Linked DNA regions of Homo sapiens: region 2 is linked to region 1. A link is a loop called in an ENCODE intact Hi-C map of the cell type or tissue named here. Cell type or tissue: heart right ventricle. All regions are shown on one strand. Links, peaks and the distances in the headings refer to the core of each region. The heading gives the core; the rest is flanking DNA. Region 1 has its middle 170 kb from the start of SPRY4-AS1. Region 2 has its middle 140 kb from the start of FGF1.

What was found. A loop is a pair of places that touch in the nucleus more often than their neighbours do. Peaks named below come from ENCODE experiments on the same cell type or tissue, not always from the same donor. Only the 100,000 strongest peaks of a DNase experiment are listed, where the experiment ranks them.
Region 2: it touches region 1 in a loop (2.5-fold over the local background); 8 of 110 quality-filtered maps call a loop at or near these places.

The regions. Positions count from the first base shown.
Region 1 is chr5:142,484,866-142,497,661 of GRCh38, reverse strand. No RefSeq gene overlaps it. Among named protein-coding and RNA genes, the nearest start is that of SPRY4-AS1, 170 kb to the right of the region's middle. In heart right ventricle, for the core only: no CTCF peak of the experiment used is centred there; no DNase peak of the experiment used is centred there; H3K4me3 peaks cover 676 bases; H3K27ac peaks cover 4,317 bases.
Region 2 is chr5:142,536,159-142,548,954 of GRCh38, reverse strand. No RefSeq gene overlaps it. Among named protein-coding and RNA genes, the nearest start is that of FGF1, 140 kb to the left of the region's middle. In heart right ventricle, for the core only: a CTCF peak has its summit at 5,770; a DNase peak (open chromatin) is centred at 7,704; H3K27ac peaks cover 5,000 bases.

The DNA of each region.
Region 1 (12,796 bases), core at 2,805-7,804:
GTGATCATCTGATTCACATCTGCCACCCTCATTAGACTGTTATCCCTTGTGCCTAGGACGGTGCCTGCCACACAGTGTGGTCTCATAGGAGACAGGACAGTGTTCATCTCTCCAGGGAATTTGCATGTTTGATTTTCTCCTACTCCAGGTTAAAAGTTCTCTACAGTCTTTTTACTTCAGTTGTCCTTGGATTGTACTTTTGTTTTAGGTACATTTCACATTTTGCACTGTTCTGTTATGTTCTAAGTCTTCTGACTATGCGCCACAACTGTGGGGAGGGATTACATTGTGATCATTATTGTCTTACACAATGTATAGTATGGGGCCCTATCATATTTAATAAGTATTTGTTGGGTTACTAAAGACGTATTTTTAAACCTTTCCTTTTAATAATGGTAAGGAAGGCTTTATACAGTTGTACAGGCAGAGTGTAATGGCACAGAGGCTAAGAGACAGGGCTCTAGAGTCTGAAACCTGCTTGAATCTGCTTTGTGCCAGGTGTAACTCAGGGGAGGACAGGTTTTGGATGGGAGGGCCACTTCTTTGCAATGCTGATTCTAGTTTTTAAGAAGCCTTTATTAGAAATGTCAGGTTTTTGGCTGGGAACAGTGGCTCATGCCTGTAATCCCAGCACTTTGGGAGGCCGAGGTGGGTGGATCACTGGAGGTCAGGAGTTCAAGACCAGCCTGACCAACATGGTGAGCCTGGGAGGCAGAGGTTGCAGTGAGCTGAGATCATGCCACTGCACTCCAGCGTGGGTGAGAGAACTAGACTGTCTCAAAAAAAAAAAAAGAAAGAAAGAAAGAAAAAGAAAAAAAAAAGTCAGGTTTTCTACTGCACGGATTCCATTCTATTGTAAATGCCTTGCTCAGATGGGTTTAAACTCTTAAGTTTCACTATCTGTTTTTAGCTGGGTGCTATTCCTACCCCCAAAAAAGCATTTGATAATGCCCAGTGGCATTTTTTATTGTTATGACTTGAGCTAGGGGGTTGAGGGGGAGGATTGCTACTGGCATCTAGTAGGTCGAGACCAGGATGCTGCTAGACCTCCGACAGGACACTGAAGCCACTGCTGCCACCACTGCCGCCACTGCCACCACCATTACCACAACCAACACAATCGCCACCGCCGCCACCACCTCCAACAAATAATTATCTGGCTCAAAATATCAGTAGTGCTGAAGTTGAGAAACCTTGTTCTAGACCATTCTATTTCAATGTCCTAGGGACTCTGGCCTTATATTCATAGACATCATGTCACAGGCTTGAGTAACTTAGTCTCTATGGCATTTCAATCAGCTCCTCTTTTAAAAGAAGAGCCTTTGACAATAATCAGTGTGTTTTAAAACTTTGTGGACCATACGGTAGTTTGCCCTGACCCAAATTAAATCTCTCATCTCTCCCACCCAGGCCCCCAGATTCCCCATTTTGGCCATGGTCCTTCAGAAGAGTCCAGAGAGCCTCAAGGCACTACAGGCTGTTCAGTGCGTGCAAGAAATCTGTGGTTAATCACTTCAACCTGCTTTACTTCAACAGATTTTCGGAGACCTGTTTATTGTTCCACTGCTTGGCTACTCTGGAGTTATCTATGACCGAAGTCTTACATTTGTTTGCAGAGCAGAAGAAGGTATATTTTTATTCTCACATCCCTTCCAAGTCCCTGAATTAAATTAGTGTGAACTTTCCAAAATAAATTCACCTTTGAGATGAAATGAAGCATGGAAAGTTTCAACCCAAAGGATACCTTATTGGAAAGTTAGAAGCAAATGAAAATAGGGATTATGATGATATTTTACTGTAACTTCAGCACTTGTAGTTACAAAGGCTAGAGTATTTGTTCATAGAAAATATTCTCTAAAGGGTTGATGCATGCATTCCAGGACTGACGTTCTTCAGACTCCAAGGGAAAAAATAGAACGGAAAAATCAACACATGTGGATCTAATTCTGCACCATGTCACTGGTTAAAATCCAAGGAAAGAATGTTTTATCAGAATGAGACATGGGGAACAATCAATAATAGGAAGGAAGACCTCTGATTCTCTCACTCCACAAATGTAATTTGGTGGACCATGATTGTGGTCTAGCAGCATTTGTCAGCAACTGCAAGTTCACATTTTATGTGTATAAGCCACCACGATTTTTCCTACAGAAAACTATTCTCATAGCTCTGGGCAATTTGTAATATAGACAGATGGTAGGGCATTTGGAGTTGTTTTTTTTTCTCTTAATACTCAACATGAGAAAACATTTCCAATCACTTCCAACCCCTGGAAGATTTGAAATCTGGACGATTCTAAGCATGCACCTTTTAAAAAATCAATCCATAGCCATAACTGTGACTTTGCCCACATAAGGCCTAAATACTATTAGTCGAAGCAGCATTAAAAGTAGTGTAGCAGGTCAAGTGTGGTGGCTCACGCATATAGTCCCAGCACTTTGGGAGGCTGCGGCAGGTGGATCACCTGACGTCAGGAGTTCAAGACCAGCCTGGACATGGTGAAACCACGTCTCTACTAAAAATACAAAAATGAGCCGGGCGCAGTGAGCCGGTGTGGTGGCAGGCGCTTGTTGTCCCAGCTGCTCGGGAGGCTGAGGCAGGAGAATTTCTTGAACCCAGGAGGCGGAGGTTGCAGTGAGCTGAAATTGCGCCACTGCGCTCCAGCCTGGGCAACAGAGTGAGACTCCATCTCAAAAAAAGAAAAAATAAAAAAACCAGAACTGCTCTGTAAAGCAGGGTTCCTGGAAGCTCAGCCCTCCCTTCATCCTCCTGCCCCCATCCCAATACTCTTCTTGGTTCCCTGCTGTCCGGATAATCACATGAAAAAAAAATTGTTTCAGGATGAATTTTTTTATTTTCAATTGATTGAACTGGCATCATTTAGAGCTGGTCTTTACTTAGGCCACGAGAGCATGTTTGTACTTCTCCTTAATTTTAATACCTCACATAAATAGTAGTTACTGGGGAATATAATCTGGGGGGTTTGACTTTCGTTTTTACTCTCCTTGACTCTGTATTATGTTTTTTATTATTTCCTGGAAAAGGCAGTTTTTACTGTAAAAAATAAATAAATCCTGGCTCAGCATGGTAGCTTATGCCTATAATCCCAGTACTTTGGGAGGCCAAGGTGTGAGGATCACTCGAGACCATCCTGGGCAACATAGTGCGACCCCATCTCTACAGAAAATTTAAAAGTTAGCCGGGTGTGGTTGCATGAGCCTGTGGTCTCAGTTGCTAGAGAGGCTGAGGCAGGAGGACTGCTTGAGCCCAAGAGGTCAGGGCCACAGTGAGCCATGATTGTGCCTCCATCCTGGGCGACAGAGTGAACCAGTCTCAAAAAAAAAAAAATCAATAAATCAATTTTGAAAAAAACTAACATGTTACCAAGTTTCCTTTTTGCCCTTTTGGTTAATTTTTTAGATTGTATATTGGGCAAAAGGAAAAGGGACAAATTTCATCTTCTGTTTTCTTCACCTATAATTTGATCATGTATATGGAGTTAGTTAAATTGATACACACTCTAAAGCCAGAAAAGGGTCTGACGCATTCTCCCATCTGCATTTTCATTAACATAGTCTTGATGAATGTAAGATGCTGGCACTGTGGTGTCTGCCACCCACTGACGGTCAGTATTGATTTTGCTGCCTTGGATGGCTACACAGAGATCCTGCCCTATATCGTGGCCCCATACGTGCACCACTTTGCATCAAAGAATCCCCATTTTCAGATGAAGGAAGATAGTTCGTCTGTTAAGGGCATGTCCTTGGCATGGGCTAACGAAACAATCACATTCAAAACCTAAAGGTTATGTGTATATTGGGTAATTCTAGATTTTTTAATAAAAGCATTTAGTAAAATTCACAGAACCTTTAATTTATACTTGGAATGCAAAGACATCTTTAAAACCTTTTCTCACTGGGCGCAGTGGCTCACGCCTGTAATCCCAACACATTGGGAGGCCAAGGCAGGTGGATCACCTGAGGTCAGGAGTTTAAGACTAGCCTGGCCAACTAGTGAAACCCCCTTCTCTACCAAAAATACAAAAATTAGCTGGGCCTGGTGGCACATGCCTGTAATCCCAGCTACTCGGGAGGCTGAGGAAGGAGAATCACTTGAACCCGGGAGGCGGAGGTTGCAGTGAGCTGAGATCATGTCACTGCACTCCAGCCTGGGTGAAAAAAAAAAAAAAAGTTTTTGCATCAGAAAATGGTCCCCTCAAAATGCATGTTATCACCAAAACAATAATCACCACCTCAGATCTGTAATCCTGCCAAAGAAAGCTATTCAATGGGGCAGTGAGATGACAGGGGCTCACAGAAGCTCATGTTCCCTGAAATATCCTTTGCATTTGTCTTTAAAAAGCATGAGGGGAAATCAAAGCAGCTGAAATTGTGGCTTTTTTTTTCCTGGCCAGATCTGAAAAACAATATTCCAGAAGCTGTGCATCTTATCTTATGGTCCACATTTCCAGTGGGGCCGAATACAGAAAGTGCATTTGGATTGGCACGTGGTTTGAACTATTTTACTTTAGAGAAAGAAAATTGAGCAATCTTGGAAGAACTCCATATTCTTCTTTAAAAAAAAATTTTTTTTTCTTAGGTTCCTCTTGAAAACTACTTTGAGCAGGAAGGAAGGGTTTGGAACAGCTGTCCCTCGGTGAGTTTGGAGAATGTTAATCACTGTCCCTTCTCTCTTTTACTTAAAGATTAGCTCACATCCCAGGCCCCTGCAAAAGGAAACCGCATATACTTAACTTTTGAGACTATCGTGAGGAACTTTTCTGTAACAGTAGTAGCATGTCAGCCAGATCTAAAAGATGCTCAAGTCTGGAAACTTACCCCAAGGCAATGAGAGCCCATAGGGTCAGCAATGGGCCGACTGGACATTTGAGAAAGTCATTTATTTCTTGACTAAATTTCCCCAGGAAAAAGTAAAACTTAAGAAAAACAGAGCACAAATGAAACTGCCATATACATAGGCATCTGCAACTTTAACCAAAGGGTGCTCTCAGGCAAGGTGACCCTGCATACACCATGTCAGCTTAAAAATATTATATTAAAGGCATTTTCCTCTGTATATTAAGTAAGGAAACATGCAGGGAAATAGATAACATATAATTCCATTTTAATAAAATAATGATTCCTCCAATCCAAGATTTTAAAAAGCTTTTATACGATTATTTGAGCACAGAGCTAGATGTGGAGGGATGTACAACCCACTGCGAATATTTGTAACAGGGAAGAGAGTAAGAGGAGGAGGGAGGAGGTGTTTTTAAAAAAAGAGAAACAAATTTTCTTGGATAGAAATTTTTGGAATTTTTTGTTTTGGAAACAAATTTTCTTGGATAATATGCATGCCATAATATTATGGAAAATTAAGACTAAAATTCTATCTTTGGTTTTATTGTAAAATGCAAACACTGAGTATGTACATAGACAAGAAATACAAGGTGACACAAATGGAAACTTGTTTGCTTTAGGATGAAATCATGGATAATTCTCTTAAAGCAATTGCCATAAGCCATTTTAGAAATATGGAATATGATACATTCTCTACCTGTGGCCAATACCCTTTATAACACACTGGTTAGATATGTAACCTTGAGACAAAAATGAAATGCATCTTAAAAGTCGGTCTGAGACTCTGTGAATACAGGTGGTGGTCTATGGAGTCTAAATGAATCATTCAGGCTAGAGAATTCCAGCCACACACACAAATGGGACAAGAAGTGAAGCCGTTCGCCTCAACGACTGATTTCCTTGGGCACCTGGTGGTCGCGAGGTCTGTGACCCCAGGAAAAGCTGGAGGCCGACACACCAGAGCTGCACAGCACTGAAGGGAAAAGCAGCATCTGACCCAAACATTTGAAACAGGTACTCTGAGTCTGTCAATATGGCCACAAGATGCTCGCTTTACATGGTGGATAGGAAACTGATCAGAAAAAAAAAAATAAGGAAATAAAATATTAAAACATGTAAATGTGACGGAAATTATAAACAGCCTAAAGCTCCTCTCCCTTCGGGAACAGCTGTGTCTGCTAATCCCTCGAGGAGTCCTCCCTGCGATCCCCCTTCCTTCCTTCCTCCCTCTCTCTCTAATAGCTCCCTTGTTCCTGCTGGACAAAACTAGCCCTTTGTGGCTGCTCTCAGAACAACATTAAAAACAGGAATAGGGAAATTGTAAACAGGAGGCTTCTGGCCTACAGGCGAAGACACACACAGGCCTCTGAGGCCTACTTCATGCTAAGCAAAGAAACAGATCTTTGTTGCTAAAGGGATTAGGACCGCGGGATTTCGGAGGCACTGCTGAGGCATTCAGCTGGCCTGAAGTAGGGGCTTTGTAAAGAGATACCTCCATTAGAGGTCTGTGAGCGGAAATCATTCATACTCTTTATACAATCTGGGTAATGTGATAGCGCTGGCCTGTTAAACGCCTCTGGTGAGGCAGGGTCCCATCTCCTTGAATGGTAAATTCTTTAGCAGCTAAATAGATGGTGGTATAATTACCTTCACTGAATTTTTCTGTGGGGGGTGGGGGTTGTCTTCAACCTTTAACCCTTAGTGGGAATAACATTAAAGGATCACCCAGTGTCAGGGAGGCAAAGACTTTCCATGTCCACTCGGAGATAGTCTTTGGCCTTCTGTTGTCAGCATAATGTGATTAAAAAAAAAATGGAACTCTTCATGCATCATCTTAACATATAGTGAATGTCCACTTTGTCCCCACATTCATCAGGATGATGACTATATCCATAATTGCCTCTTTCCATGTCCCTTGTCTAGACAGCCCTCCAACTTGCTTACCTCATTCCTGTCTAGTCCGTGCCCACTTTCCCCAGCCAGGCCTTCCTTGACTTGCCCTCCCCAAGTTGGACTGGTACCCTTTCTGTAGTGTCCACGCCTGTCTCTCCCACTGCATTTTCCATAAAGTGGAGGACTATGTGTGTCTGCCTACCCCCATAGATGATGAGTTCCTAGAGGCTGTGGCTTATTTACCTTTGTATCCACAATGCCTGGCTCTTAATAGATGTCTGAGCTGTGCACAGCACAGTGTGAGATGGACAGGTTATTTGGCCTTTAGACTGGTCCCTGTGGTTGCTGGAAAGAACTTTCCTAGTGAACCTAGGGGTCTTAAGAGACCAAGCAACATACACTGTGGCCAGTTAGGAAAGAAAAAGTGAGTCCTCCAAAAAACATAGCAAGTGGTCGCTTCCCACAAATGGCCAGCCTCTTTCTGAATAACTTGGCTGACCTTGATCCTGCCTCCACATTCTTCTTGGTTAGGGAATAGTCACCAGTAAAATGGAAATGTTCTTTGGGTTCACATTTGGAGTCCCTGGATCCAAATATTAATTATGGTTTCAGCTGTTATATACTTAAAAAAATCAGAGCCAACTCCAGACTTAAAGTTAGAACTGAAGAGGGAAGAAATGATGCATCCAAGCTAAGAGACACTTTCCCTGGTTTTATCAGCCCATCCTGGAGGGCTAACAAGTTCATTTTGGGAGAAAGTGTGGCTCTAGGTAGATGTGGGGTTTGCAGTCATTTCACTTGGAAGGAGTCCTGGATTCTGTTTATAAGATATGACTGCAAATACGACGGAGGCTTTGCAACAACTGTTAGAAGGCAGGGTTTTGCCTGTATGGATGTTCTCAGAGATCTGGGTTATGCTTCTATAAGGGCATGACCTTGAACATCATTAATTGTTGGTTCTTTCCATTGTTCACAATTATCTTTCTAGATTACCTCTCTCTTCTCACCATTTGGCAGATAGGACTTTCCGCTCTTACATTATTAACAATCACTGTCTGCAAAAAGCAGTTAAATATGGAATCAAGAAAATAGCTATGAGGCCATGGGTTTTGTCTCTAATTCTGCCACTTACTTGATCATCCACTCAACCAAAAAGTACTGAGTCCCTACTATGTGCCGCACACTGCACCAGGCACTGAGAACACGGAGGTGAGCATAGCATGGGACTCAATATAAACAGGGGTGGACACATGTAACAAGAGAGGCTGAGACCATGACAGCCACCTGCACATGGCTTTCTGGAAGCATGAAGCAGTGAGTGCCAGAAGGAGTTTAAGGAAGGCCCCCAGAAGGAGATGAGAACTTAGCTCAGAAGATCCTGGTAGGGAAAAAAAAAAAAAATCCATAAACATATTTCTGATAATTGAGGAAAGTTGAATACAGACTGCATATTAAATATTATTATATTGATTTTAAAATTCTTGAGCATAATGGCATTGTGGTTATATAGGAGAGCATTTTCGTTGTTGTTTTTAGTTTCCCTGGCTGGAAAGCAGTCGCTATTCATAGGCGCGATCACAGGATCACAGCGCAGTACAACCTCAAACTCCTGGACCAAGAGATCCTCCTGCCTCAGGCTCCCAGAGAGCATTCTTTTTTTTTTTTTTTTTTTTCTTTTTTTTGAGACGGAGTCTCACTCTGTCGCCCAGGCTGGAGTGCAGTGGTGCGATCTCGGCTCACTGTAAACTCCGCCTCCCAGGTTCACGCCATTCTCCTGCCTCAGCCTCCCGAGTAGCTGGGACTACAGGCGCCCGCCACCACGCCCGGCTAATTTTTTGCATTTTTAGTAGAGACAGGGTTTCACCGTGTTAGCTAGGATGTTCGCGATCTCCTGACCTCGTGATCCACCCGCCTCGGCCTCCCAAAGTGCTGGGATTACAGGCGTGAGCCACCGCGCCCGGCCAAGAGCATTCTTAGCCTTAGGGAACACGTGCTGAACTATTTATGTGTGAGGAGTCATGATATCTATAGGTTCCTTTCAAAGAGTTCTGAAAAACATTTGTTTTCCTGTGTGTGTGTGTGTGTGTGTGTGTGTGTGTGTGTGTGTGTGCGCGCGCGCGCACATACATACAGCAGGGGTGAGGAGAGAATATGGCAAAATGTTAATCAGTGAATCTACGTGAAGATACATGAATATTTCATGGTACAATTCTTTGTGTTTGAAGTTTTTCAAAATAAAACATTTGGGCCGGACGTGGTGGCTCACCCTGTAATCCTAGCACTTTGGGAGGCTGAGGCAGGTGGATCACCTGAGGTCAGGACTTCGAGACCAGCCTGACCAACATGGCGAAACTAAAATACTACTAAAAATACAAAAATTAGCCAGACATGGTGGTGCACACCTGTAATTCCAGCTACTCAAGAGTCTAAGGTGGAAGAATCACTTGAACCTGGGAAGCGGAGGTTGCAGTGAGCTGAGATCACGCCATTTGCCCTCCAGCCTGGGCAACAGAGCAAGACTCCATCTCCTAAAATAAAATAAAATAAAATAAAATATAATAAAATATAAAAAATTTGGTAAACAACTTGAAATACACATACAGGTTGAGCACCCCAAATCTGAAATGCTCCAAAGTCCAAAACTTTTTGAGGGCCAACATGATGCTCAAAGAAAATGCTCATTGGACCATTTTGGATTTTGGATTTTTGTATTTGGGATGTTTAACCAGTATAATGCAAATATTCCAAAATCTGAAAATCTTCTGTTCCCAAGCATTTTGGATGAAGGATACTCAACCTATATGTAAAGCTATTTCAAGGGCTAAACACTGCACTGAAAAAAGAAGGCATTTGTCAGATCAAGACAGAGGGGAAGGCACTCTAGGGAGAGGGTATGGTGACAGCAGAGGACTTGGAGCAGTAGCCGGTACATCAGTGAAGGCAGGGACTTCATCCGGATTGTTCCCTTCTGTATCCCCACACATGGAACTGCTCCTGGCACAGAGTCTGCACTTGTGTGGATTTGTCAAATGAATGAAAGAGTTAAACAGTGTCATTGATGTATGTAGGGAACTGCAAGCAGGGCAGACTACAGTGAGCATAAGGTTTGCATTAAGGAGTGAGAACTGGTTTGGCTGTGGAGGCAGGGGGCCTGGTCATGGAGGTCTTTGTATATTCTGCCAAGGTCCTGGGGCTTTATCCTATGGGCAACAGGAGCCATGAGCAGGAGGCAATGCCATCAGATTAGCATCCTGAGGGACCACCCTGGCAGTCAGATGTCACGTGGAGTGATGGAGCACAGGCCTGGAGGCAGGAGACAGGGGTACCAGCCAAGATGCCTTTGGCTTCCTTAAACACAAAACTCTGACTGAAATTGGCTGAATTTATCAAGGGACGTATTATCTGGTATAGCTGGAAGCTCTGAGATGACAAACAACACGGAAGACTTATTCAGTGGCTCAACAACATCACCACGGACCCAGTTTCCCTACCGCTCTCCTTCTCATCACTCCACTTCTCTCTGTGGCTGGCTCTGCCTACAGGCTGCCTTTTCTCATCTTCAAGAGATGGCTGCAGCAGTTCCCAGGGTGACATCCAGGCATCCAGGCACAGTGATGACCATAGACAGAAGGGAGCCATCTCTTCTATGTATCTTTTTTTTTTTTTTTTTTTTTTTTTTTGAGACAGGGTTCACTCCCATTGCCCAGGCTGGAATGCAGTGGCATGCTCTCGGCTCACTACAACCTCCTCCTCTCGGGCTCAAGCAATACTCCTGCCTTAGCCTCCTGAGAAACTGGGACTACAAGTGCACACCACCATGCCTGGCTAATTTTTGTATTTTTAGTAGAGATGGGGTTTCACCATATTGGCCAGGCTGTTCTTGAACTCCTGACCTCAAGTGATCCACCCACCTCGGCTTCCCAAAGTGCTGGAATTATAGGCGTGAGCCACCATGCCTGGCCTATTTTATGTATCTCTTTCTTAGCAAGATAACTTTTCCAGAAGCTTCCCAGCAAACCCTCCCTCCCATCTCACTGGCCCCGATTGGGTCACACACCCCATTCCAAAATCAATCATTGTCAGGGGATAAGTTTACATGTCTGGCTTAGCATAATTTACACATGGTGAGAGTCAACTGCTATGAATCATCAGTCAAAACTCTTGAAAGGCTACTGGGCCAGGCAACAGATGCTAGCAGCCCAAGCTACAATAATGGTGGTAAGGGATGGGGAAGTAAGAATAGGTAAGATTTATTTAGCAAGTTATGTTGGTAGAGTTTAGTGAATGTGGGAGGAGGAGGGAAAGGAGGAAGGAAAGGACACCCTCATCCATATTTCCAGCTTGGGTGAGCAGGTTAGAAGGAAGTTTGCTAACTGAGATAAGGTACACGGTGGGGAGGAGAGGTGGGTTTGGGGAAGAGATGGTCTGGGGCAGGCTCAATTTGAAGTGCCCATGGGCACTGGAATAAGACATTGAACAGTCAGTGGAGTGCAAACCATGATCCCAGGGTGGTGGTCCATAGTCAGATCTAGTTCTCGGATGGGCTTTGGTTCAGAAAGATGTTAAAAAAAAAATTGAACCAACATTTACTCTTTGAGAGATTCCAAATAGGATTATGTATTTCTAGCTTCTGTGGGAAAATTGGAAAATCTGGTGACACTGGCTCTGAATTCCTATGCATCAAGAGTTGGCTGGAGCCCAGCAGCAGCCACCCACTTTGGCTAAAACCAGCAGCTCTCTGGTCTGCCACACTCACAGTCAGTTTCATTCATTTTCTTTACCTGCTTGGCCCCTGAGGACATTTCCATCTGACACCTCTGATGGGGAAGAGGTCTGAGCTGCAGATATACATCTTGGAGTCACCGGCATTTAGGTGGCAGCAGAAGCCCTGACTGTGGGTGCCATTGCCCAGAGATGAAGTAGAATGAGAAGCAGTCAGGGAAGTATCCCTGGGGCCATCAAGTTTTTAGAAATAGAAGAGAAATTCATATAGAAGAGAAAGAAATGGTCAAATAAATTGGGGCAGAAGCAAGAAAGCTTGAAGTCTCAAAAGCTAAGAGAGGAGAGTTTGAAGCTGGAGGCAGTGCCCACCTGGGCCAGGTGCAGCAGGGAGGTCCAAAGACAGGAGGAGCCAAAGGAGACACAGCACTGGGGAGATGAGCTGTGGGTGCCACAGGGAGCGTTGCTCCCTCGCATGGTGAGGGAAGAAGCCAGAGAGCGATGAGTTGGGTAGAGGATGAGAGTTAAGTGGACAGAGTTCACATAGACTACTTGGGTGAGAAAGAGAAAAGAAAGTTGGGGTGGAGGCTAGAGAGGATATGGGGCCATGGGATGGTCCCTTTTAAGGATCAGTGAGACTTGGACATCTTAATGGGAGAAATAAGCCACTGGTGAAAGAAAGGCCATAGACATGTACCACACAGGGATGAACAACAGAACCAAGTCCAAGAGGAGGTGGTGGAGGTGAGGAGCAAAAGAGTCAGGCACCACTGGCTGGATCCACCAATAACAGGAGGGGTGTCCAGGCCTCCAAGGCTGGTGCATAGCAGGGGACACTAAACCTGAGTGTGTTCAGAAATCTGATGGCTATCGATGGACCTTTCATGATGGAGGTGGTGGTGGGGTGGAGAAATCAGTAATCTTTCAAAGGAATACTCCAAGGTGCCCATCTTTTTCCATTTGGTGTGAAGGCTGGGGTGGAGAGGTTTATCACTCACAGGTCCTGACTTATAAGCAGCAATGGGTAAAGAGCAGAGCAAGCCCTGGAGGCTGGTTTTCAAACCCTTGGAGGCTAAGTTCCTATCAGCAGAGGGGAAGGAATGTGCAGGCACAGTGGAATGATCATTCTTCCTGGGAGGCAGGAAGCTCTGGGAGGGGAGGCAGTCACAGCATCACACACAGCCTTGAGAGCTGTAGACAATGGAGCCCTCTCTGGTACACATCCTGGTTTGGGTGAGTGTTCCGCCCCTTTTCCTGTGCTTAACTCACTCCAGAAGCATCCACCATAACCAAGATGGACTAAACTTAACTCCACTCTTGCAGAT
Region 2 (12,796 bases), core at 3,225-8,224, 51 kb before region 1:
TTATCCCAGATGATTTCAGGACACACAGAGATCGTTTGCATTTAGCCCAGGAGAGGGTGCTACCTACTTCTAAGACAGCCTCTCCAAGAAAGACCAGCAGCAAGGCCTCTGCCACCTGAAGTGAGGCTGGGGCTCAGGCTCCCCCGCAGCCCTTTCGCTAGTGCAGAGGAAATGCCCGACTCCCCTACCCCTCCTTTGATACAAAGACCTCTTCTAAAATAGCAGGCAGGTGTCAAGGGAGCATGAAAATATCAGCAGAGCAGATGCAAAAAGAGTACACGGATGTACAGATCCAGGACAAAGATTTTCATCTTGTTTTAAGCATTTATCCAAGCAGCTCGCTGGATATTGGGGATAAAGAAAAAACAAACAAACAAAAAAACTCCATTATCTCCATCATCACCACTACTACTGCTGCATATACTCTGAGACTGCTTTTAAAAGATTCTGAGAAGAGAGGGGAAGTGTCAAGTATAGGGTTGGGTGGTCAGAGATCACAGTATATTGATGAGCCCTAAATGTGGATCTTCTTCCAGTCTTTAAATAAGGTATCTTTCTATTACCTATATTCTATTTAGAATATAATTCTATTTTCAAAGTCATTTTGTATTTGTGGTGAAATAACCCCTCTGTAGCCTGGGATCTAGAAGACCAGGTTTTATATTCCTGGTGGCATTCCCTATTCTGCCTCTCCAATGATTTTCTGCTAGTTCCATCATTTCTTGAGAGCTTAATATGCCTCTATCTTTTTTTTTTTTTGACAGCGTCACGCTCTGTTGCCCAGGCTGGAGTGCAGTGATGCAATCACAGCTCACTGCAGCCTTGACCTCCTGTTTGCCTATATCTTGAATTCTTGAATAAGAATAATCACTAGCATCTTTTCAGCAATAAGACAGAACTTTTGCCCATAATGCACTTTAAACAAAAGAAAGCATTATACTGAAGCAGATCACTCACCTGCTTCTCATTTGTCTTTTGAACAAAAGTCAGACGTCATTCTTTCTCTGAACAGAAACCCAGATAACAAAAGTAATAAGTGAATAAGAAATAAAGTTAATGTCCAATTGTGGTTTCCATCTGAGTTTAAAAAGCAGCTTTGGCACAGTTGCTGGGAACGTAACTGCAGGGAGCACTACTTAGATATTTAACATACGATTTAACCTAGCAACTCCAATTCTATGAATCACGTCTACCAATGTATTGGTACATAGATAGATGTGCAAAGGAATCCGTTGCAGCAATCTTTGTCCAGACTTCCAGAGCAAGACTCTGGAAACAAATGTCTATTAACAGGAAATTGGTGAAATAAATTACGGTACATCTACTGTACAATGGAATTCTATGCAGTCAGAAGTCGATGTATATATATGCTGTTTTGGACAGATGTTTAGAACTATGATTAAATGTAAAAGCAAAGTATATTACAGTGTGTGCAGTACAATCCCATTTATGTTTATATATATGTGTGTATATGTGTGCTTTTTAAAAGGAAGGGCTCTACATACATGGAAAATATCTAGAAGGATATCCTGAAAGCTTTTAACATCATGACTTTTAGATAAGGGGTCATGGGATATGGGGCACGTTTTACTATACATTTCTGTATTGTTTGAATAATTTACACGTGTTACGTCCTTGGTAAAGCCAGCCTCAGGAAATGGTAGGTACTTCTCTCATCTGTCTTTAGAAACCATGTTGGCTTTGGCCGGGCGTGGTGGCTCACGCCTGTAATCCCAGCACCTTGGGAGGCCGAGATGGGTGGATCACAATGTCAGGAGATCGAGACCATCCTGGCTAACACGGTGAAACCCCATCTCTCCTAAAAATACAAAAAAATTATCTCGGTGTGGTGGCGGGCGCCTGTGGTCCCAGCTACTCGGGAGGCTGAGGTAGGAGAATCGCGTGAACCCGGGAGGCGGAGCTTGTAGTGAGCTGAGATCACGCCACTGCCCTCCAGCCTGGGCGACAGAGCGAGACTCCATCTCAAAAAAAAAAACAACAAACCATGTTGGCTTTATTCACCTATATCTAGAGTCCAAGTGATAGAAATACCAAAGCAGAGGACAGTGGTGTCTGCCAGCACAAGTCCCTGTGGCTGAGGGGACATGTGAACTCAAGTCCCATTAGACATGAAACCATTATTTTCACTTTTTGGTATTCAGGTATTAAGTGATGCTCACTGCATTAAGCTTTTAGAATGATCTTGATGATATATTACCATCTCTTGGAGTAAAGATTCCATGACTCGGCAGGAATGGGCACATTGTTCTCAGCAGCTGAGAATGATACTGTGGAGCCTGTCGCTAAGCACTCTAATTGGAGGAATATTTAGCTAGTTGAATTGAGATTAGGTTCAGCTGTGAGGAACAGAAACCCTCCAATAAATAAAAGTTTATTCTCTATCATATAAGAAGCCTTGACGACAGTCAGTGCATGGCGGGCTGTTCCTTCTCTCTTGTTTCATCATCCATGGACTCAACCAAGATGGCAGTATTTGCATTTCAGACAGCAGGACAAAGGCAGGCATGAAGAAGAAGGGGAAAGTGTGTATACACAATGCCTCTTAAGTGGGTTTCTAAGAGCTGCCCCTAGACACTTTAACCTACTCACACTGGCCAGAACTCAGTCTTATGGCCTACCTAGCTGCAAGGGAATTTGGGAAATATAGTCTTAATCCCAAGTGGCCATATGCCCAGCTTAAAATTGGGGCTTTAATGTTATCACCACAGAAGAAGAGAAGGGTAGATACTGGGAGATGACTAGTGGTTTTCTGCAACACTGATATAACCCACTTTTTTCCCCTCTAATCTACTTTCCAAAGATAAATGTGTTTAGCATTCCATCATGTCAGCCAACGGCATAGCTAAGTTATCATGCTTTGTCATACACTCACCCCTATGAACTTAGGGAAATATTTGGAGAAAAGATTTGCTACAACCTAGAGAGGATGATGAGACATCCTGGGATTTCAGTCACCTGTGTTTCTCCCATTTCTGCCACCCGCTCCAGAATCTTGAACATAATGGATAGGATATGCTAGCTAGCTTTTGGAGACAGGAACCATGTCATTCCTACAATGGTTCCATAATAAACGTCAATGGAATACAGTAGAACTGGCCTGTGATGTAATTTAGAGACTACTTCCTGTGAATGAGGCAATATGTACAGGAATAGAATGTTATTTATGCTATGGGAAAGGCCCATGGGGCTTCAGACTTAGGTTTAAGGAAAAAGGAATCCACCAGCTGATTATACTAGATCCCAGGGGACTAAGGATAGTAAACAGTCATAAAGGAATTGGGGCTTCAGAAATTCCCAAGGTTAGGAAGGACTAAATCCTGTTTTGGAGCAGACAGTGGCAGACTCCCTGGACGTTCTTGCCTGACATCAATCAGTCTAGGGACTGGTGGTCCATTAGGCCTCTGCAAAGAAGGGACCTGAAGCTTCCCTGCCCCAGCCTTACCTGTCATTTACTGCCAGGCTTTCCCAGACACAGGATGGTTATTCACTAGGAATACAAATGAGGGTCCTTTTATGTTTCCTAGCCTGCAGGCCCATTAGTTAGCAGTAAAAAGCCAAAATGTTTAAATCCTAAAGTGAAACCTCCATGCTGTGGTATTCTGTCTTGTTAAAAACAAGTAACTTTATGGTTCTTTGATCAATAAATAGCATAAGGGTATAGAGATAAAGGAAAAGAACATTAGCATGAAGACAACAGACTAAATAAGGCCCCTGAATTACTCAGAGGGGTGGAATTTCAACCCTGGTAGATTTCCCTGGTAACTATGTAGGAGAATTGTTCCAGACTTGAGGACTGTGATCATGCAGGTTTGGCATCCGTGTCAGCTGACACTGGCCCCATGTTTGGCCCCATCCTCTTGGGCCCTTGGCTTGTCAGGGCTCAGTGGTCACCATGCCAGTGAAGGTCTCAAGCTAGGACTTCACCCTCCTACGTGAGACTGCCTACTTGGCCTCTCCCTACAGGCTCAACAAAGCTTCTAAAACCTATACCCAAAGTCAACCCTTGAGTTCTCCTCAAGCCTGCTTTTCCATCTCGCTAAATGGCCAGGAAATCATTCTGCAAAGTGCTCAGCTTGACAGCCTCAAAACTATCCCTGGCTCCCACTCTCATGTCCCACTTTCAAATCATCAGCAAATCTCACTGGCCCTGCCTTCAAAGCATATTCAAAATCTGACCATCTCTCATCACTTCCACTAGTCTGGGTTGCCATCCCTCTCACCTGGATTACTACAAAGCCTCCTACTTGGTCTCGTTCCTCCCCTCTTGCCAAGCCACCCATCCCATTCTTTTTGCCACACAGCAGCCAGAGGAAGCCTTTTAGAACCTAAGCCACGTCATGGTGCCCATTGGTTCTAGACCCTCGAGGGGCCTCCCCATGTCATACAGAGTAGAAGCCACAGTCTGCCCAGGCCCCCAAGCCCTCTGTGACTTGCCGCAGCTCTCCCATGGCACCTCCTACACCCGCTCCTGTGGCTAACTCTGCTCCAGCCTCCCTGCTACTCCACAAAGGAGGTAAGCATGTGTCCGGCTTTAAGCTGTGCACATGATGCTACCCAGGCAGCATTTCCGCCAGCTATCAGCAAGCTTAGCTTCCTAAGCTCTCATTTCTGATAAGGATGGCCCCTTATCAGAAAGCTTCCCTGACCACCCCTTTAAAATCCAGCTTTACTTTTCTTCATAGCACTTATCCCCACTTGACAAAATATATATTTATGTTTTACTGTCTGTCTCTCTCCACTGGAATGTAAGTTCCATGGATACAGGATTTTTCCTTCTGAGAACAGTGCTGGGTACAGAGAAGACACATATTTTTTACATGAATAATGTGGGCACATTGTCCAATTAACGTGTACCATAAGACAAGACAAACAGTAACAACTGTAACAAAAATCCCAGTCACCTGTATGAATATGTATAATGTCTTTTTTCATTACTAACCTTTTAAAAAAATAAGGAAAGAGGAGGAGGAAATTTTTGTCGGTTGGATGAAGAGGGGAGAAAATCATTTACTTAGAACCATGTTTCGGGCACTCTTCTAGGTCTGGAGGTAGAGAGTCAAGATAGATAAGCTCCCTGTTTTGTGCAGCTTATGTTAGAGAGGAAATAAAGAGGTGGAGGTGGACACTGAAGAAGCTGGGAATCACACCATCAGTAAACAAACAAATGAACAAACAAGATAATTTCAAATAGTCGTGAATAATATACATGTTCAAGAAAACTTACTGGAAATTACCAGTAAAAATATACCTGTTTTATGCATGGGACTTATCAGTCTCTTTTTCCCATTCCACCCCCAAAATCCTGCACTTTCAATAAAATATATAAATATTCATACTTGATATTTATTAAAACAAGCTGCTTATCTTAGAGTAACTACTTTGTAACTTCTATTAAATGATGAGCTGTGCTTTGTTGAAGACAATATCTCTTGTACATGGATGGATTTAGCAACTGATATTGTCCTTTGTCATATGCCCAGAAGGTACCCATTAGAAGTTAGCAGATTTTTCACAGGTCTTCAAAAGTGAATGTCTGGAATTCTTTCCAACCTAACCTTGAATCTTTGTGGATATTTCAGTACACTGCTGAAAAGTTACATGCTTTTATTTTAGTAGAGTTGGTGAAAATTCCATATGGATTCCTCCATTCACAAAACTGAATGAAAACACAGAACTCCTTAAAATAAAAATAGACACACTGGGAATCACCAGGGAAATGTTACTTATTCTCTGAGCATTCAGCTTCTGCTATCCCTAGTGGTGGGAACCCAAGCTGTCATTCCAATTTCCTATAAACTTGGCAGGACTCTGTGTCCATTTGGAATTGTAATAGCCCGGATTTCAGTTCAGGGAGGAAGGAAGGAGTCATTGCATTCCTCTGAAAAGTCCTCCAGCAGAATCTCAAGAAGCCAAAGCCTAAATGTCAGTGTTCTCCCAAAGGAAAGACATGGTTCCATCTGACGAGTTTACCTGGTATAACGCTCTATAGCCAATTCTGGCAAGCCCTCTTGGCTGGTCTTTTTTTGGTAATGTTGCTTGTTGCAGAAAATTCTGGTTCCTGCATTAGGTGTTTTCTTTTTTCAGTTATGAACAGATTTTTCATACTAAATGCCCTAGACATTTCAGACTGGAAGTTCCAGGCTGTGTATATTCTTGCTGTTCATTCTCCACTCCTGCATGCTTCCTGATTTAGAATGTGGGAGCTGCAAGAAAGGCCAACCAACTCGCCCTCCCAGCTCTCATCACCTGTGGTCACAGTCAGACAAAGGAGTTGAATCCTGTTAAAGTGGGGGTCGGGCTGGGGGGTGGTGGGGGGGCGCGGAGTGTAGACCTCAGGCAGAGACAGAGTGGGAGGCAGGAGATGCCTCTAAATGGCCCAGGTGAGAGGTATGTTGTGGGGAGTGGAAAACTCTAAGGCTTGCGGAATCCTGATCAAGCCCTGAGTCTATGGCTCCTACTTCCTTCTCCCCCATTTTTGGTTCCAAATAAGTGATTTGCTTGCAAACGGATTCCACAAGCAAGTCATTTCCTCTTCCTTGGGGGACAGCAACTGTGACGAGAGGGAGGAAGGAAGAAACACACACCTCTTCTGAACACCCGGGATCGTGGTAAGGTCTTTGTGAGCCTTGGTGAGCCGCAGCCTCTTCATTCCACAGCATGCAGCATAACTATGGAAGGATTCAAAAATTTTGCTTTTAAAATTATTGGGCTCCAAGGAGGTGATGTTGAAACAATTCCTCAGAAATGAGAAAATCTAACATACAGATTGTTTCCAAATGAAATAAAGCTTTTAACGAATACTAAACTTAAGAACTGATGGAGTTGATACAATCGGTTAGCTATTATAGGCATTTAATCCACTAAATTTGGGGGGTGGGGTTCTTTCATTTGTTGGAAAATATATTTATATTTTGCTGTCTAAGTCTGGGCCCAGTGGCTCACGCCTATAATCCCAGCACTTTGGGAGGCCGAGGCAGTTGAATCACTTGAGGTCAGGAGTTCAAGACCAGCCTGGCCAACATGGCGAAATCCCATCTCTACTAAAATACAAAAAAATTAGCTGGGCGTGATGGCAGGTGCCTGTAATCCCAGCTACTCAGGAGGCTGAGGCAGGAGAATCGCTTGAACCTGGGAGGCAGAGGTTGTAGTGAACTGACATCGTGCCACTGCACTCTAGCCTGGACGACAGAGCGAGACTCTGTCTCAAAAAAATAAATCAATAAAAAATAAATAAATATATTTTGCTGTCTATATAGATGCATATCATATATAGGATTTTATATATACTATCTATGTAACATTTTTTCAGGGCTAAATATTGCTATAGGCCCTCAAAAACCTGTTGGCCCTGAGCCCTGTGCCTGCAGAACCTAACAGATACAGTAGATTGTGAAGTAAATGTAACAGAAAAAATAATGTAAAAAGTTATTGCAACCCCAGGCTAGTGAATGGATTAACATGACTAGGAGGCCAGTTCTGTCAAGGCTCCTTGCCAACCCTAAGTCTCCAAGAGAAGCCCTGGATTTTTACACCCAGTCCTCTCCAGCCTTGCTGTAGGAAGCAGTCATCCCACCAGAGAGGTTTCTATTTCAGACCCACTCTCAGTCCCTTGGGAGTCTCCTCCAGGCTGTCCTTCCTAAACCACTTGAATCTCGATTTCTCCCACAGCTGATTTTTTTTTTTTCAAGATGTTAGCAATTCCTGTGGAACCATCTGGATGTTATTAAGAAAGTGTCCCGGGTCCTCTGAGGCAGCTGGCTGCGGCCTCTTGCCTTGTTTCCTGTGTCCTGGATGTCTAAGTTGACTTTCATAAGAAATTTGGAATATTAGCTTAAAAAAAGAAACAGTCAATATTTTTCAGGCGTTGAGCTCTTGCAGCTTAATTTCCCCGGCTGGGACTTTGCATTTCGAGTTCCCATCTTTGGCCCCTGCTCTGGGAAGGATGAAGCACGTCTGTTTTAAAAACAGAAAGCACCAGTGGTCGGGGTGAACCAGAAATCCAGTCTTCCCCACCCTCCCTAGTCAGCCTCACAAAAACTTCCTTATGTCGCTGCTGCTGCTGCTCAGCCACTTCCATACCCCCAGCCCCCGCTCCCAAGTGAGACCCTGAGTCTCTGTCCAAATGTACATGCTATTTAGTTCAGCTCTATAGGGCACTCTCCTAGCCTCCTTGAGGCAAAAAGAACAAATATCAAATAACAGAAAAATGGCTGAACAGATGACAATGATTCCGTGGTTAAGAGGGGTAACTGTGAATAGGTGGGACAATAGGAGACACCAATTTACCCGCTTCCTAACCACTAGCCAGGAGCACCTGGGGCCTGAACAGAGACGCTCCCATGGATTCATTTTACTACTTAGAGCCTGCAGATGGGGTTGGGGCACTGGCTTGCCTCACTTCCCGTTTATTACCCAAACTCAACAGCCAAGCTTTGGGTTCTTAGCCTTGACCATTTGCTTTCCCCACTAAAGGGGCCCATGGCCCACCTCTTCTTCTTTGTTGTTCTTAGACCTTCACCACCCCCACCCCCGACCAACTTGCATCTCATCACCCTTTCAATTTCATTAATAAAGTTAACACTAGTTATTTGGAAGATTTTTAAGACCCCCAATGCTATTAAATCAGACAACGTGATTAAGGACACCCACTATACCTAGGAAGTGCAAGCACAGAATGACTTTTCCAAAAGACAAACAGCCTAACTTTCTGTCTCTGATGCTGGTAGAACCAAGAGAAAATTTTGAACGGAAGCATACAATTCACTCTCCATTGAGGATTCACTCAAAAAGGAGGTAGAGATATGCCTTAATATTCCTAATATCCCTGTCACAATCCACAGGAATCTACAACCTCCTATCTGGTTTGCCATAGACACTCAGTAAGTGGTCTCACCAACCCCCATCTTTTTATTTTGAAAAGCTTAAGCTACAAAAAAACTAAAAGAATAATACAATGAACTCCTATATGCATTTTACCTAAATCACCAACTGCAGTTCAACTTTGAGCAACATGGGGGTTAAGACCCCCACACAGCCGAAAATGGAGTATAACTTTTGTCTCCCCCAGAACTTAACTACTAAGAGCCTACTGTGGGCTGGAAGTCTTACCAATCACATAAACAGTTGATTAACACATATTTTGTAGGTTAAATGTATTATATGTGGTATTTTTACAATAAAGTAAGCTAGAAAATAGAAAATGTTAAGAAAATCATAAGGAAGAGAAAATATATTTACTATTCATTAAGTGGAAAAGGATCATCACAAAGGTCATCATAAAGGTCTTCACATTTAGTAGGCAGAAAAGGAAGAAGAGGAGGGAAGAAGAGGAGAAGGAGGAGGGAGGGAGGAAGGAGGGGGAGAAGGGAGGGGAGGAGGGAAGGGGAAAGCAGGGAGGGGAGGAGGATGGAAGGGGGAAGCAGGGAGGGAAGGAGGGGAGGGGGAAGCAAGGAGGGGAGAGGGCGAAGCAGGGAGGGAAGGGGGGAAGCAGGAAGGGGAGGAGGGGAGGAGGGAGGGGAGGAGGGGAAAAGAGGGGTTGTCTTGCTGTCTCAGGGATGTCAGAAGTGGAAGTAAATTCCAAGCATAACTGGACCATAGCAGTTCAAACACCTGTTATTCAAGGTTCAACTGTATTACAATATTACCACATTTGCTTTCTCCCAATAATTTTTTCTGATACATTTGAAAGTGAAGCACAATGATCCCTAAATATTTCCTAAAAGGTAGAACATACAAGACATTTAACATTGAAAAAAAATTACCTAATAGACAGCTCATTCAAATTTCCCCAATTGTCCCAATGTCCATTATAGGGTTTTTTTGTTTTTGTTTTTTTTTGAGACAGAGTCTCACTCTGTCGCCAGGCTGGAGTGCAGTTGTGCGACTTCAGCTCACTGCAACCTCTGCCTCCCGGATTCAAGCGATTATCCTGCCTCAGCCTCCCGAGTAGCTGGGACTACAGGTGCACGCCACCACGCCCGGCTAATGTTTGTATTTTTAGTAGAGACAGGATTTCACCATGTTGGCCAGGATGGTCTGGATCTCTTGACCTTGTGATCCATGCATCTCGGACTCCCAAAGTGCTGGGATTACAGGCGTGAGCCACCGCGCCCGGCCCCGTTATAGCCTTTTAAACTTTGTCTCTGATTTTAAAATTTCAGATATTTTTATAAAATTGAGATATAATTCACATATAAAATTCACCCTTTTCAAGGGTACAACTCAGGTTTTTAGAACAGTCACAGGTTACACAACTATCACTACTATCTAATTCTAGAACATTTTCATCCACCTAGAAAAAAATCCTGCACCCATTAGCAGTCATTCCCTATTCTTCACCTCCCTGCAGCTCCTGACAAACACTAATCTGTCTCTGTGGATTTGCCTATTATGGAAATCTCATAGAAATGGACTCACAGAATATGTGTCCGTGTCTGGCTTCTTTCCCTTAGTATAATGTTTTCAGGGTTCATCTATATTTTATCTATTTGATAGTGGGTAGACATTTAAATTGTGCTATACTTGTTTTTAAAAGCCAGGACCCAATCAAGGACTATACACTGCATTTAGTTGCCAGTCACTAGTTTCCTTTAATCCAAATGCTACAACATTAATTCTAGAATGTTAATCTAGATTTAGATCCTAGAACATTCTTCCCATTTTACAACAGTAAAAGTTTTGAAGAGTACCAGTCAGATGTTTTGAAGGATGTCTTTCTGGATTTGTCTGATTGTTTCCATTATTTGACTCAGATTAGACAATTTTGGCAACACTACTGCATGGGTGAGGTTGCATACTTCCTGTTGCATCACATCAGAAGACACGTCATGTCAGTCTGTCCGATGATAGGTGATGCTAAATTTGGTTATTTGGTTAGATGGTATTTACCAGATCTCCCTATCAGAAAGATACACTTTTCTCTTTGTATAATATTAAAATAAGTGAAATTAAGTAATATTTAAGACCACGTGAATATCTTGTTTCCCAACAACCTTTAACCAATGGCTTTAACACCCAACTATGATTGTTACCTGAATCCCTTATTATAATGGTGTTACAAAATAGCAATTTTCTGGCTTTTCTGACTCTATAATTCCTTCTATATACAGACATGGGCATTTTGTAAAAAAAAAAAAAAAATGCTTTCCCTGCTCCATCCCATCTTTTTTTTTTTTTTTTTTTTTTTTGAGGCAGAGTCTCACTCTGTCACCCAGGCTGGAGTGCAGTGGCGTGATCTTGGCTTACTGCAAGCTCTACCTCCCAGTTCATGCCATTTTCCTGCCTCAGCCTCCCGAGTAGCTGGGACTACAGGCACCCGCCACCATGCCCAGCTAATTTTTTGTATTCTTAGTAGAGACGGGGTTTCACCATGTTAGGATGGTCTCGATCTCCTGGCCTCGTGATCTGCCCTCCTTAGCCTCCCAAAGTGCTGGGATTACAGGCGTGAGCCACCATCTTTTTAATCTCCACTGTGAACTCATAGTTTTTTTTTTCAACTTAATGCATTATAATCAACATCATTTGTCCCAAATTTGGGAAATGGGATCCACTTTGAGTTAGCTCATCTATCTTTTCTGATGTGTTCCCATCAGTCTTTAAGTATTTCTTTGCTTTATGTGTCTAAAGATGGGAAAAAACAAAGGAGAGAGTGTCTTACTCTCTTACACAGTCAAACACTTCGCTTCTGACACCAGATGTGTGGAGGTGGCTTTTTCCTATACGCCAAGCAATTCTCCAGCAGACACCTGGATATTCTGGGTATCCTTGAACTCAATTCAATTCTGACACACTCTTGGCCGGGCGCGGTGGCTCACGCCTGTAATCCCAGCACTTTGGGAGGCCGAGGCAGGCAGATCACAAGGTCAAGAGATCAAGACCATCCTGGCCAACATGGTGAAACCCCGTCTCTATTAAAAGTACAAAAATTAGCTGGGCATAGTGGTGCACGCCTGTAATCCCAGCTACTCGGGAGGCTGAGGCAGGAGAATCGCTTGAACCCGGGAGGCAGAGGTTGCAGTGAGCCGGGATTGTGCCACTGCACTCCAGCCTGGCGACAGAGCAAGACTCCATCTCAAAAAATAAATAAATAAATAAATAATAAAAATAAATAAAAAATAAAAAATTCTGACACACTCTGCCTGAAGAGATGGCCAGATCCCACAGGTTAAGGGTTCAGTCCCACAAGACTGCCCCCTACTTCAGATGCCAGTCACAAACGCCAGGTTGGGACCTGTACTTCTGAGCAATCAGCTATAAATTGGTGTTCCCACAACCCCCTTCTTGGGTCCAATTAATTTGCAAGAGTACCTCACAGAACTCAAAAAAACAAGTTACTTCCATTTACCTCTTTATTACAAAGTATTTTTAAAGGATATAAATGAATAGCCAGAAGAAAAGAGACATAAGGTGAGGTTTGGAAGGATCCCAAGTGTAGCAGCTTCCCTCCCTGTGGAGCTGGGGTGCACAACCCTGCCCGCACTTGAATGCATTCTTGTTAACCAACCTGGAAGCTGCAGGAACCCAGTCTTACTTGGGTTTTTATGGAGGCTTCATTACATAGGCATGATTGATCAAACCACTGGCCACTGGTGACCAACCTTCAGCCCCTCTCCCGTTCCCAAAGGTGGAGGAGGCTGGATAACTGGACCCTATAATTACATGGTTGATTCCCCTGGCAACCAGCCCCCATGCCGTGGATATCTAGGGACTTTCCAAAAATCACATCATTAAAATAAGTTCACTGTAGTCGAAAGAGGCTTGTTATGTACAACCAAAG